Regions from separate parts of the Homo sapiens genome. Here region 2 is linked to region 1. The links are chromatin contacts, found by Hi-C in ENCODE. All regions are on one chromosome and are shown on one strand. The core of a region is the stretch at or near the end of the contact, and the rest is flanking DNA. Distances in the headings are between cores, read along the strand shown. Region 1 overlaps TSHZ2 (teashirt zinc finger homeobox 2). Region 2 has its middle 14 kb from the start of BCAS1.

Region 1 (5,802 bases), core at 865-3,364:
CTCTGAATACCAAAAGTTTTTTTAAACTTATTTTCTGTGATTCATGTAGCAGAAAAATCTATTGAACTTTTTAAAGCTTAAAAAAATCTCATTTAGTAATCCTAATGCTTCATTGCAGAAATATTTATATTTTTACATACAAGATGCTATTCCTCACCTTCCTTCCTGAAGATATTATCTACTACATGGTATATGTACCATATTCTCTTTCTAAGATCTGGAAAACTCTGAACTGTAAAACACATCTGCCTCAAAGAATTTTGGTTGAGGAATTTGTAGATTTGTATAAATATAGACACTAGCCCTCCCAGCTAGGAAAGACTAGTCCAGAGTCAAAGTAAGTTTTCTCTAAGCTTTAGCTACACCCATTAGCCGAGGCTTGATATTATGCATTATTTCTTTACTTAGTCCATTCTTGATCCATCTCAGCGAATAGGCACCAGTATAATAGGACATTGTTCCTTAATAGGGATGGGCTTGTTATGTACCCAGCTCCCAATTCTATCTCTTATGACTCTAACCACAGAGGGAGAAAAATAGTGATAGAAAAAACATACTGCATGCACCTTCTGTTTTAACAGGAATGTGCTGTCAAGAGAGCGTGATATGATAAGGCCTTAAATACATTGATGCTCTAACAATGTGTTGAGAATGGGAAAGGTAACATTTAATAAGCATGTTAGGGTAATTAGTTAAGTCACTTGTCAATTAACTAGATTACCTAATAGCTAATTTGTCTCTCCAAGCAGCAGGCTTTGTGGAAAGGCAGTCAAGGAAAACTTATTTTGAAAGGATGGCCTTCCCACGTAAGTATACCTAAGCCAGCCCAATTTCAGTGTTTCTGTTGGCCTCAGAGCTCCACTGGTGAGGATCTTAGTTTTCTTATTTGCTTTTAAATGAAGTCCCTTCCTTTTCTTCTCTTTTTAAGATCTTCTCCTTCCTTCCTTTCTTCCCTCCTTCTTTTTCTTTTCCTCCTTTCCTTCCTTCCTCTCCTCCTTCCTTCCTTTTTCCTTTCTTCTTTCTCTTTCTTTCCTTCTTTTTTTTAAAAAACTTTTATTTTATTTTATTTTATTTTCCTGTAGTTGATTTTACCTTAGATTAGAAGCCACCAACACTCCCTGTGAAGGACCAGCTAGTAAATATTTTAGGCTTTGCAAGACAAGAGACTAAATTGAGGATATGTGCAGGTACTTATGTAACAAAAGAGAAAACAGATTTTTACAAAATTTTTCAACCATTTATGTGAAAATTCTTTCTAGTTTGCCAGCTATATAAAAACAGGTTTCAGGTGGGATTTGACTCACTGGCTGTAGTTTGCAGATCCCTGGTTTGCATCATCACTAAATTGTTAATTTCCTAAATCAGCATGGTTAGATTTGCAATCTGGAAGTTATCAAAATCATCTGGCCTCCCCACTGTGTTCATCATTCACCCTCCCAATAAGAGGCTAAAAGCATAGACTCCAGACCCCAACTATCCAGATTTGAATCCCAGCTTTGCCAAGAAGTGTGCAACCTTGGATAAGTTACTTAACCTCTCTGTGCTTCAATGACACCATCCCCAAAACAGAAATAGCGATCTCATAGGATTGCTATGAAGATTACAGTGAGGTGTATAAGTAAAACATTTACCGCAGTGTCCGGCACATAGGCAGAACTATGAAAGTGTTAACTTCTTTTTATTACTTTAATGGCACAGGGAGTAGAATAAGGAACACTTCCCCTTTGCAATGAAATGATAAGCAGACTCTATTCCCTGATCCCTGGAGATCCATTTGGTGACGGACTTCATGCCAAGAGGAGAGAAGCTGCAAGGAGATATTCTTGGGCATTTTCCGAGCGTGCTTATGCAAACAGGATGCTGTAAATGTCTCTTTGGAGAAGGAGCCTGCCAGCAGGTCTCAGTTTTGCCTCGTGATTTATTGGGACCCTCTGCTTTTGTTCAAATAGGTTTTCCTGCCTCAGCTCTTCAATGATTGGACTGCAAGTCATGCCCTGTATAGTACCAAGTCTGTCTCCATGCCCTACATAATATGTGATGAGAAGAAGTGCTATTAAAGAGGTTTCCTGTTACGGTCTCCTCATTGGCACCATGAGCTGAGCGGAAATCTCTGAAGGACTTATTTAGCATGCACACACTAGAACTGAACTAAAGCAGATCCTTGCATTGGCAGCTCAAGAACTTTAAATGCCCCTGGCAGAAACTCCTCCTCTCTTTCCTCCCCCTCTTTCTCTCACTCCCTTTTGATGTTCTCTCTTTCTTTTAGCCTATCGTTGACAGTAAGTGCAATCACATTACACACAGCTTTCTTTGGAAAGCCCCCTTTTTAATGATCTGGCAGACACTGAGCCCTTCCAGAAAAAAAATTTCAATCCCTCTTCCCACAGCTTCCGCAAGCCCCAGTGACAAATGACACCTGTCATTCTGTCACAGACAAGCAGCACAGACAGGGATGTCAGTGATGTATGGCTCACCAGCAGAGGAAATCAACTTTAAAAAAAAAAAAAAAACCCTAAAAGAGCTGACCAGTACATTGTCAGGATCCTGCTCCCAAGGCCTCGCCTAACAGACAGACTGGAAGAGAGACAGAAAAAGTTTCAGCTTGAGGGGGAAGAATGTATAAGATCAAAACACAGAAATATTTATCTACGGAGAAACTGGCATCAAGTAAGCCACAGATTGCTTTGCATTGTTTATTTCTTTGCAGTGCTCTGGATATTAGCCAAATTCTCACCTCCTCCTGTGATTTATGGAGGAAAAGGTTGATTCCTGCTCTGTGAGAATTCTCTTTCTGGAGCCTCTGAAAAAAAGTGAGTCAACCCGAGCTTTGTTTGTTAAGCCTAAATTACCCCATTTTACACTGAGTCCAATGAAAAGCAATAAAATTTCCAATAACCCCCAAGGGATTCCCTCCATACAAAGACTGTACCCTGAAGATTAATAACCTGCCTTTTATGTTGATGGCAATCTCAGAAAAGATTGGGAGATGTCTTCATTTTCTTTATCTATATATTTTTTCTATTTTGTATCAACCCCCACCCCATGATCCATACATATTGAATGCAAAAACTTTTTTTTTCTTTCAATCAAAACCACTGCACTTAGATCCACTTGGGGTCCTGATTTAATAGGCAAACTCAGCCACATTCTCAAATTGAATATGAGCATCTACAGGGTGTCAGGCCTGTACTATATCCAGAACAAGAAATTAAGAAATAGAAAGCAAAATTCTTCCTATGCAGGATTTCTCATCTTCAACACTATTGAGGTTCGAAGCTGGATCACTCTGTGTGGTGGGCGGTGTCCTGTGCACTGTGGGAAGCTTAGCAGCAACTCTCGCCTCTACACGCTAGATGCTAACAGCTTCCCCACCCTAGTTGTTTCAATAAAAAGTGTCCCAGACAATGCAGAATGTGCCCTGAGAAATGAAGTTGCCCCAGTTGAGAACCACTGTTCTAGACATTTGAGATCAAATCCCCAAAGAGAAATAACATTCATGTGATCAATTGAAGTTCGTAGATAATTAAACACTAAATAGTACGATATAGAAAATATTAGCTGTAGGAATTTAGAGACTTTCCAAAAGACACATTTGTATTTATCAGGTTTGTGCAAATGCCTCTATTTTAAGCTGTGTAACAACAACACAAATCTTGTTATAAGACATAGACCCACTGGCCGGGCATGGTGGCTCACGCCTGTAATCCCAGCACTTTAGGTGGCTGAGGCGGGCAGATCGCAAGGTCAGGAATTCAAACCAGCCTGACCAACATGGTGAAACCCCAGCTCTACTAAAAATACAAAAGTTAGCCAGGCGTGGTGGTGCATGCCTATAATCCCAACTACTCAGGAGGCTGAGGCAGGAGAGTCACTTGAACCCAGGAGGTGGAGGTTGCAGTGAGCAGAGATGGCACCACTGCACACCAGACTGGGCAACAGAATGAGACTCTGTCTCAAAACAAAACAAAACAAAACAAAATAGACCCACCACTTATTTTATGCATGTCTTATGCATAGATATGATGGAACTGAATATTGGTTTAAAACAAACAAAAAGAAATCTTAGTCTCACACAAATCACATTAATACCACAGTGATATGGCAACCAACAATCAAAAATTTCTTTTCTAATGATATTATGACATGACATTATTAAAGCTTTGAAAAATATTGAATTAGTATTCATTAAACAATATTATTAAATCTTTGTGAACATTTAAGTTTCTAGACTGGATTGAAGAAGGTAGGACTACAATTAAACTTTTGTGTCTATGCCTTTTTTGTAGATGATAGCACAAAACTGTTAACATACAAATCTTCAAAATGGAGTTTATACAGAGATATTAAAGACATTCTTTGACCTACTGAAAGAAAAGGGGATGAAAAGAAAGCTGAGCCCAGTTTCCAGGCACCATGTATAATATCTAAGGTTGTCACCCATCAATTGTCACTAAAAGAGATCAAAGTTAATTTAGAAGAGACAGATAGATTTATCCATGTATAAAGCCAATAATGAGAGTCACATGAGGAAACAAAAAATATGTAATAAGCTGAGTTGAGATCACAAAGAATAAAAAACAAAAAGCATGTAATTAATACATTGGGCACAAAATCAACCTTAGCATCAAAATGGAAGAAGAAGACATCAATGAATTAAGAATTACAGGCCACTGAAATGTAGCTATTCCCATCAACTGAAAAAATAACATCAAATGCTTTATAAATACTAACTGGTTAATCTTCAGAATTATAAGGTCAATGGTTCAGGTGGTTGTTGCAGTTATTAATACGGGTCCTGAAACTACTTTCATAAAGATCTTAAAAATGAGAGTACCTATCCTTCACGCCCGCCTCGCTCCTCTACCTCCCTGCAAATCAGCTGGTGGAATTTGTTCCTCACTGTATTGGTTTCTATCTTGGTCACCTTAAGACAGACTATTCTTTGTTCACACAACACTGACTTGCCTACCAATGGGGAGCCTAATAAAATTTTATGCTGTTATAGGACTTTTCTGTGTCATCTTCACCTCCTGGTCTTGCATCATGTTGAGGGCAATTACACATTTATTTATTACACATCCTCAAATATAAAACCACGAAAACTATACCAAAGACAGCAGCTTTTCAATCATCCATCAAGATATACCAGTTTCAAAAGACAATCCTGAGCCACATCCTGAAGGTCATTACTCACGCGCGAAAGCTCATTTCAAAGGCCTCCTTCATCTCTTGATATTGTCAGATAGTGTGTGTGCCAAAGTGCTGCTTGGGGATCTCAATAGCTCCATGTTATCTCTCTCTGGGCATGATTAGTGTGAGGTGCGGGCACCAATTTAGGCTCCGTCTACACAATGCCAAAACAGTCCAAGAAGAAATGAAACCATCCATCACACCACTGGTGGTTTTAGCTACATGATGCCAAATTGTGTTGACTCATCCGCCCCCTGCCCCACAACTGCATTCACTGATGATTTGAGTTCACTTTGAGTATCTGACAATGAATCTGCTTAATATACTAGATATGAAATGGACCACAAAGACAACATGGTCTTTACTAAATCAAACTCTAAAATTCATCTGTATTCCACAAGCTCTGCACCCCTCAGCACAGGCTATTTCCCTCCCACCATGCTCTTGCCTAGACCAATATATTTGAGTGCCTGGATCCACCCTTTCCTGAAGCTTCAAGGTTTTCTCCTAGACGTTTTAGTATTGTGAGCCAACATGATTTTCCCCAACTCTTAAGTTTTTTCTCAAATCAGACAGCAGTCCAAGTGCTTTCTATTTATTACCATTCAGTCA
Region 2 (5,802 bases), core at 1,477-3,976, 940 kb before region 1:
GGCAACACACAATTGATGTAGTGTTCTATCCTTGGGCTTCTGGTTGGGCTTGGCTGCTGAGGATCCCAGGTAGGAAATTATAGGAAGGGAGGAGAGTGAGGTAACCTCAGATTGGCAGCATCCTTAGACAGAAAATCCCTGTTCTGTTCTTAAAGCAGATACTGGGCCAGGTGCAGTGGCTCACGCCTGTAATCCCAACACTTTGGGATGCCGAGGAGGGTGGATCATGAGGTCAAGAGATCGAGACCATCCTGGCCAACATGGTGAAACCCCATCTCTACTAAAAATACATTAGCCGGGTGTGGTGGCGCACACCTGTGTTACTCAGGAGGCTGAGGCAGAAGAATGGCTTGAACCTGGGAAGAGGTTCAATGAGCTGAGATCGCGCCACTGCACTCTAGCCTGGCGACAGACAAAGACTTCGTCTCAAAAAAAAAAAAAAAAAAGTGGATATAGCTTTATCCCATGCTCTGTCTTTGGGGTCCACTGTTGCTACCCCTGGGTTTCCAGGTTATCCTGTCCTGCTACGCCCCACTCGAAGGTTGGTAATTAATCTGTCAGGCAGTGAATGTCCCTTGAATTATCCTCATATTCGAGTGTGTCATCTGTGTCATTTTGACCCTTGCTGATACACCACTGGATGGCTCTCATGGATTTCATCCACTGACTTATAATTCCACAGTCATAGAAGTAGAAACTGATGGGGAAGGACCCAGTGCCTGAAACACTTTCTTTTTAGTAATAGATATTGTCAAGGATCCAAAGCCACCCTTCAGAAAACAAACTTGGTGGCCAGGGTGTGCGATTGTTTGAGAAGTTCCCTACAACACATGCTCTCCGAACAGCTGTTCTTGGCTTTCAAACAGGGCAGTGTCCTTTTATGAACGTTTACACACTGTAACCCAGACAAGAAAAAAAAAATACGATTCCCAGGAAATTGGCAGTCATAAATGTATCATTCTAGGGTGAGGAAGCTGGAGGTCCCGGCTTTCAAAAATCTCTCCTCTTTTGGAAATCTAGAGTAGCGTTGAGAATGTGCTGAGTAATAAGAGCAGTATACATTACAGTAAGTTTATGTGCCAGGCATCGATGAAGCACTCACTGTGGGCCAGGCATGACGCTGAACGCTTCTTATGTTCTGCCTTACACGATCTTCTCCAAAGCCCTGAGAGCAGCCATTGCTAGTCATCTCGACAGACGAAGAATTTGGAGCTGAAGGGAATGAAGTGACTCACTGTCAGTCTCACAGGCAGGAAGTATCAAAGCCAGGATTCAAACCCAGGCCTGTCTGATTCCAGGGCTGCGTGTGCATGCCAAGAGTGGGGCAGGGGACAGGGGCTCAAATGCTGTCTTTGTCACGTAGTGCTTGGGTCACCTTAGGCAGGTCACCAAACATTCAGGGCCCACGTTTATAAAGTAAGGACAATAGGACCTGTGGCCCAGGACCGTTGTCAGAAGTAACCGAGGCCCCTTCTCCCACCTGCAGAGATTCCTATCCCTGAGTGGATGCTGGAGGACATGCAGGAGAAGGGCAGACGGCTGGGATTCCCAGGGACAGGGCTTCACTTTCCTCTTGCAAATGTGATTTCATAATTCCTCATTCTGGCCAACTCAGACCTTAAGTTGAATAATAATGACATAGAAGCAAACAACCACCATATATTTTATGACAGCACCTTGCCAAGCGCGTGCTGTGCATTATCTCATTTAAACCCCACACCATCCTAAGAGGGAGGAACTGTCATAGCCTCATTTTCACAGCAACTGGACTGTCAGAGAGGTTAATTAGCTTTCCCAAGGCTACACAGTGAGAAGATGGCAGAGTTCACATCAGAACCTAAATCTACCTGGCTCCTGCACCTTTGCTTTTAACCCATTTATGCCTGAAGTTGCAATTTTTTGAATTGAAAAATCAGACCTTGGCAATGACCTTGAGCAGTAGGATATAGATAACTCCCACATGCTTAGTGTTCCAATCATGGAACACTAGGCATAAATGGATTTCACTACTCTACACCTCTTTCCTATTTTTTAATTCTATTTAACAAACACTTCTATGCTTGCTGTATTCTAGGAACTGTTCTGAACACTTCAAATATTAACTTGTGTAAAAATTCCATGAGGTAGGTATATTATTGTGCCTACTATTACAGGTGGAGAAAACTGAGGCCCAGAGACTCTAAGTAACTTGCCCAAAGTCACACAGCCCTTCCAATTCCAACACACTTTTTCTTAAGTTTACAAACAAATCCAGTGTCAGGCACTACAACATTTTGAGAGTGACAGGTTTGAATTGCCCACCGAATTACTATTCCAAATGATGAGTGCCAACATGCTATGAAGTTGTATCCTATGTAAAAATGTGAAGGAAACAGATATTGGTTTCCAATGTTTAGCCTCACCAGAAAAAGGCTGGGGCATATGATGTCCCCATTGAGGATGCCAAGAAGACGCAAAAAGCAAACTCTGCACTGGTTTAACCTCAGACCTCCAAGAAAGCTTCCATAATATTTGCTGCAGGCAAAATAATTCTGCATTACAAGTCTGCCAGTAGGCAGCCTGGGCCAGGAGAAATGAGCTGGAGAAAAGCCCAGTCTCTTGTTCAACAGGGGTATGGTGAATATGTTGGGTTGACGACTAAAGGTTAATTGCTCTGAGTAATACTGTGGCATTTAGGCCTGGTACCAAACAATCTGGGACAATATTGACCAAGATTCAGTCAACATCTGAATGCAAACACAAATGAAAATCCAAGTCTTTAGGTAGGGAGAGCCCAAGCAAGGATCTGAATTCAGGAAGCTCAATCAGGAATGAGACAATCCCTTAAGAACCCAAAATGTAGAGCTTATATATTCCAGCACTGTACCATTAGAAACGCTATGGATGCTCGGCCTTTGCACATGTGGCTGGCTGTGTTGAAATCAACTTTCCTCTCCCTGCCAGACCTCTGGCTTTCATCTGACCAATGCCACCTTTTTATTCAACTCTCAATTTATAAGATGCTTCTTTCAGAAAGCCTTACTCCCCACCTCAGGCTGAGAGAGCACGTCTCATTCTTGGCCTCATATGCCCCCTTTATTTCCTGCTATTTGCACATTCTTTTCACTTTATACATACCTCTCTCCCTGTTAGTCTGTAGCCCAGATAGAAATTGTACTCTTTTTATCTTTGTATCCTTTTATAATCTTAGTACTTAATGCAGGGCCTGGCACATGGTGTGTGCTTAATAAATGTTTGGAGAACAAAAAGAATGGATGGATGGATGGATGGATGGATAATTGGATGGATGGTAGGATAGATGGATGGATGATTGAATGGATAATTGGATGCATGAATGGATGGATGAATGGATGTAGGGTGGATGGATGGATGATTGGATGAATGGATGGATGGATGAATGGATAGATGGATGGGTAGATCATTGAATGGATGGATGGATGGATGGATGATGATCAGATGGATGGAGAGAGGAGTGGATACATGGAGAAAGGGATGGAAGGAGAGTGGAAGGATGGATTAGTGAGTTGTTGGGTGAATGGTTAGTTGCATACCTGAATGAATGGGTTGGTAGGTAAGTGAATGAATGGCTGAGTGGATGGTTTAAGGGATAGATAGGTAAATGGCTGGAAACTTCTAGAAGGCAGCTGATAAAGGAGTGACAGGACCTTTCATCTTGTGGAATTCAAAGAAACCTAATCTTCTTCAGCTATAATTGGTCCATAAAATTCTGTACATCTATCACTGGAGAAGAAGGCCCACACCACATTTTCCCTTACTCAGAATGAAAGTTGTTTTATTTCTGGACTCTTGCCCTCCTTCAAGATGGTCTATTTACTAAGTAAATATGTTTCCTCTGGATAAAAATTCAGTTCCATGTAAATCACATTTGTGATTGATTCTGAATCTGGAACCATATCTCCCCTTGTTGCTAAGGAAAAAATAGCACTTCTCTGGAGTTTTTTATCCTTGTTCTCTGACAGGAGAATCATTTGTTTCTTAAGTTGTGGGAGCCTTGGGGCTTGAGGGGTGAAATCAAATCAACTTTGGTGGTTGATCTGAAGGATAGATAACCTCAAGCTCTTAGAAGTAATGTCCAAACTTCATTTGAATTTCAACTCTATATTTACTGGGTGTGAAGCTTGGCTAAGTTTCTTAACTTCACTAAGTCTTATTTTCATCATCTGTAAAAGGGGAACTAGGAATTATTGAAAAATAGTATACAAGAATGGTTCAAAAACTTGTGTCAGGGAACAAGAAAAATAGCATGGTGTGGTAATTGTTCAATCAGTGAGAGGCTGGTATAGTAGCTGGTTGGTGGAGTAACACAAGTAGTAATAAAAATATTTTCTTTTCAATTAATAAATGAATAACAGTCAGATAGTGTTTCACAAGTTATGAAATGCTTACCAGTGGTGATACAAAAGTTTGCACTGGGCATAAAGTGAACTTAAAATACTATTCAGTCACCAACTGAGAAGGTGAGGTAGTTATTCCCTTTGCCATTTTCTTTCAATTATCAACTAATGCTTCTGGATGTATCAAAGAGAAAGCCTTAGTTTGATGCCAGAATTTCTTTCTGGTGTTGTTTTTTTTTTTTTTTTTTTTTTTTTTTTGAGATGGAGTCTTGCCCCTATCCCCCAAGCTGGAGCGCAATGGTGCGATCTCAGCTCACCGCAACCTCCACCTCCCGGATTCAACTGATTCTCCTGCCTCAGTCTCCCAAGTAGCTGGAATTACAGGCGTGTGCTACCACGCCCGGCTAATTTTTTGTATCTTTAGTAGACATGGGGTTTCACCATGTTGGCCAGGCTGGTCTCGAACTCCTGACCTCATGATCTGCCTGCCTCGGCCTCCCAAAGCGCTGGGATTACAGGCATGAGCCACCGCGCCCGGCGATGCTAGAATTCCTTTAACATATTTTTAACAGAGTGAGCTGGCCTTGGGTGTGGATCTTAGGCAGGCAACAGAATCTAGCTAGAACGTAAGACCTTTCTTTACAGTTGTTACAGGTTTATTTTTTAATGTTACATTTTATTTGGGGGACATAATACTAATTTTCCACTTATGGTAGTCATAGTCAGTGTCTATTTTAGATACTTCAAATGAAATCGTGAGTCAATTTAAAGAAAATATGTTTTCGTTTATATGGCATGAGGAATGAGAAAAAAAGCTTCAGTGTATAACTAAAGTTTGGGAAGCCCTGCAGTAGGAGAGAGAAAACACAGATATGGCAAAACTGATCATGTTTAAATCCACCTTTGAAAAACTTGGTTTTTTTTCCTCAGTTTCTGTTTCAACCTCTCAGAGCACTGTGTGTTATTACTCCTCAGAGATGGCTTCTCATTTTCTCAGCTATAGTTCTCTAGAGAAGCGAGGATAACCCAGATGTCTACACACTATGTGAGGTGAGCTAGAAAATCTCCTTCTCCCAAGGGAAAGACAAACACTTGAAGCTCAGCTTCAAACTTCTACCCCGGGCGCAACAGGAAAACCAACGGACACCGCTTAGCAGCCAGGTCAGGGCTCACAAACTCAAGTGTCTGCAGGGGTCAGGAAGACTCAGGAAGTATGTTTGTTCAAAGTGGGAATTAATCATCTATATATATTTTTTAAACAGAGTCTTGCTTTGTTGCCTAGGCTGGAGTGCAATGGTGCAATCATGGCTCACTGCAGCCTCGAGCTCCTGGGTTCATGCAAACCCCCAGCCTCAGCCTCCCGAGTAGCTGGAACCATAGGCACGCAGCACCATGCCTGGCTAAATTTTTTTTTCAATATTTGTAGAGATGGGGGTCTTCCTATGCT

What was found. A loop is a pair of places that touch in the nucleus more often than their neighbours do. Pooled maps may share reads with other maps.
Region 2: a loop to region 1 is called in a map with no recorded cell type, with 2.3 times the contacts of the local background. The contact joins two enhancer-like sites. A Hi-C loop is called at or near these places in 2 of 37 single-sample maps with no recorded cell type and 2 of 50 pooled maps.

What each region holds. Positions count from the first base shown.
Region 1 is chr20:53,145,888-53,151,689 of GRCh38, reverse strand. All of the region lies in intron 1 of TSHZ2 (teashirt zinc finger homeobox 2), which reads right to left. Among named protein-coding and RNA genes, the nearest start is that of TSHZ2, 180 kb to the right of the region's middle. RefSeq lists a silencer at 2,274-2,474. Within about 2 kb of position 2,114, at least 3 of the 41 ENCODE cell types and tissues checked have a DNase peak (open chromatin) inside an H3K27ac peak, as active enhancers do.
Region 2 is chr20:54,082,000-54,087,801 of GRCh38, reverse strand. No RefSeq gene overlaps it. Among named protein-coding and RNA genes, the nearest start is that of BCAS1, 14 kb to the right of the region's middle. Within about 2 kb of position 2,726, at least 3 of the 41 ENCODE cell types and tissues checked have a DNase peak (open chromatin) inside an H3K27ac peak, as active enhancers do.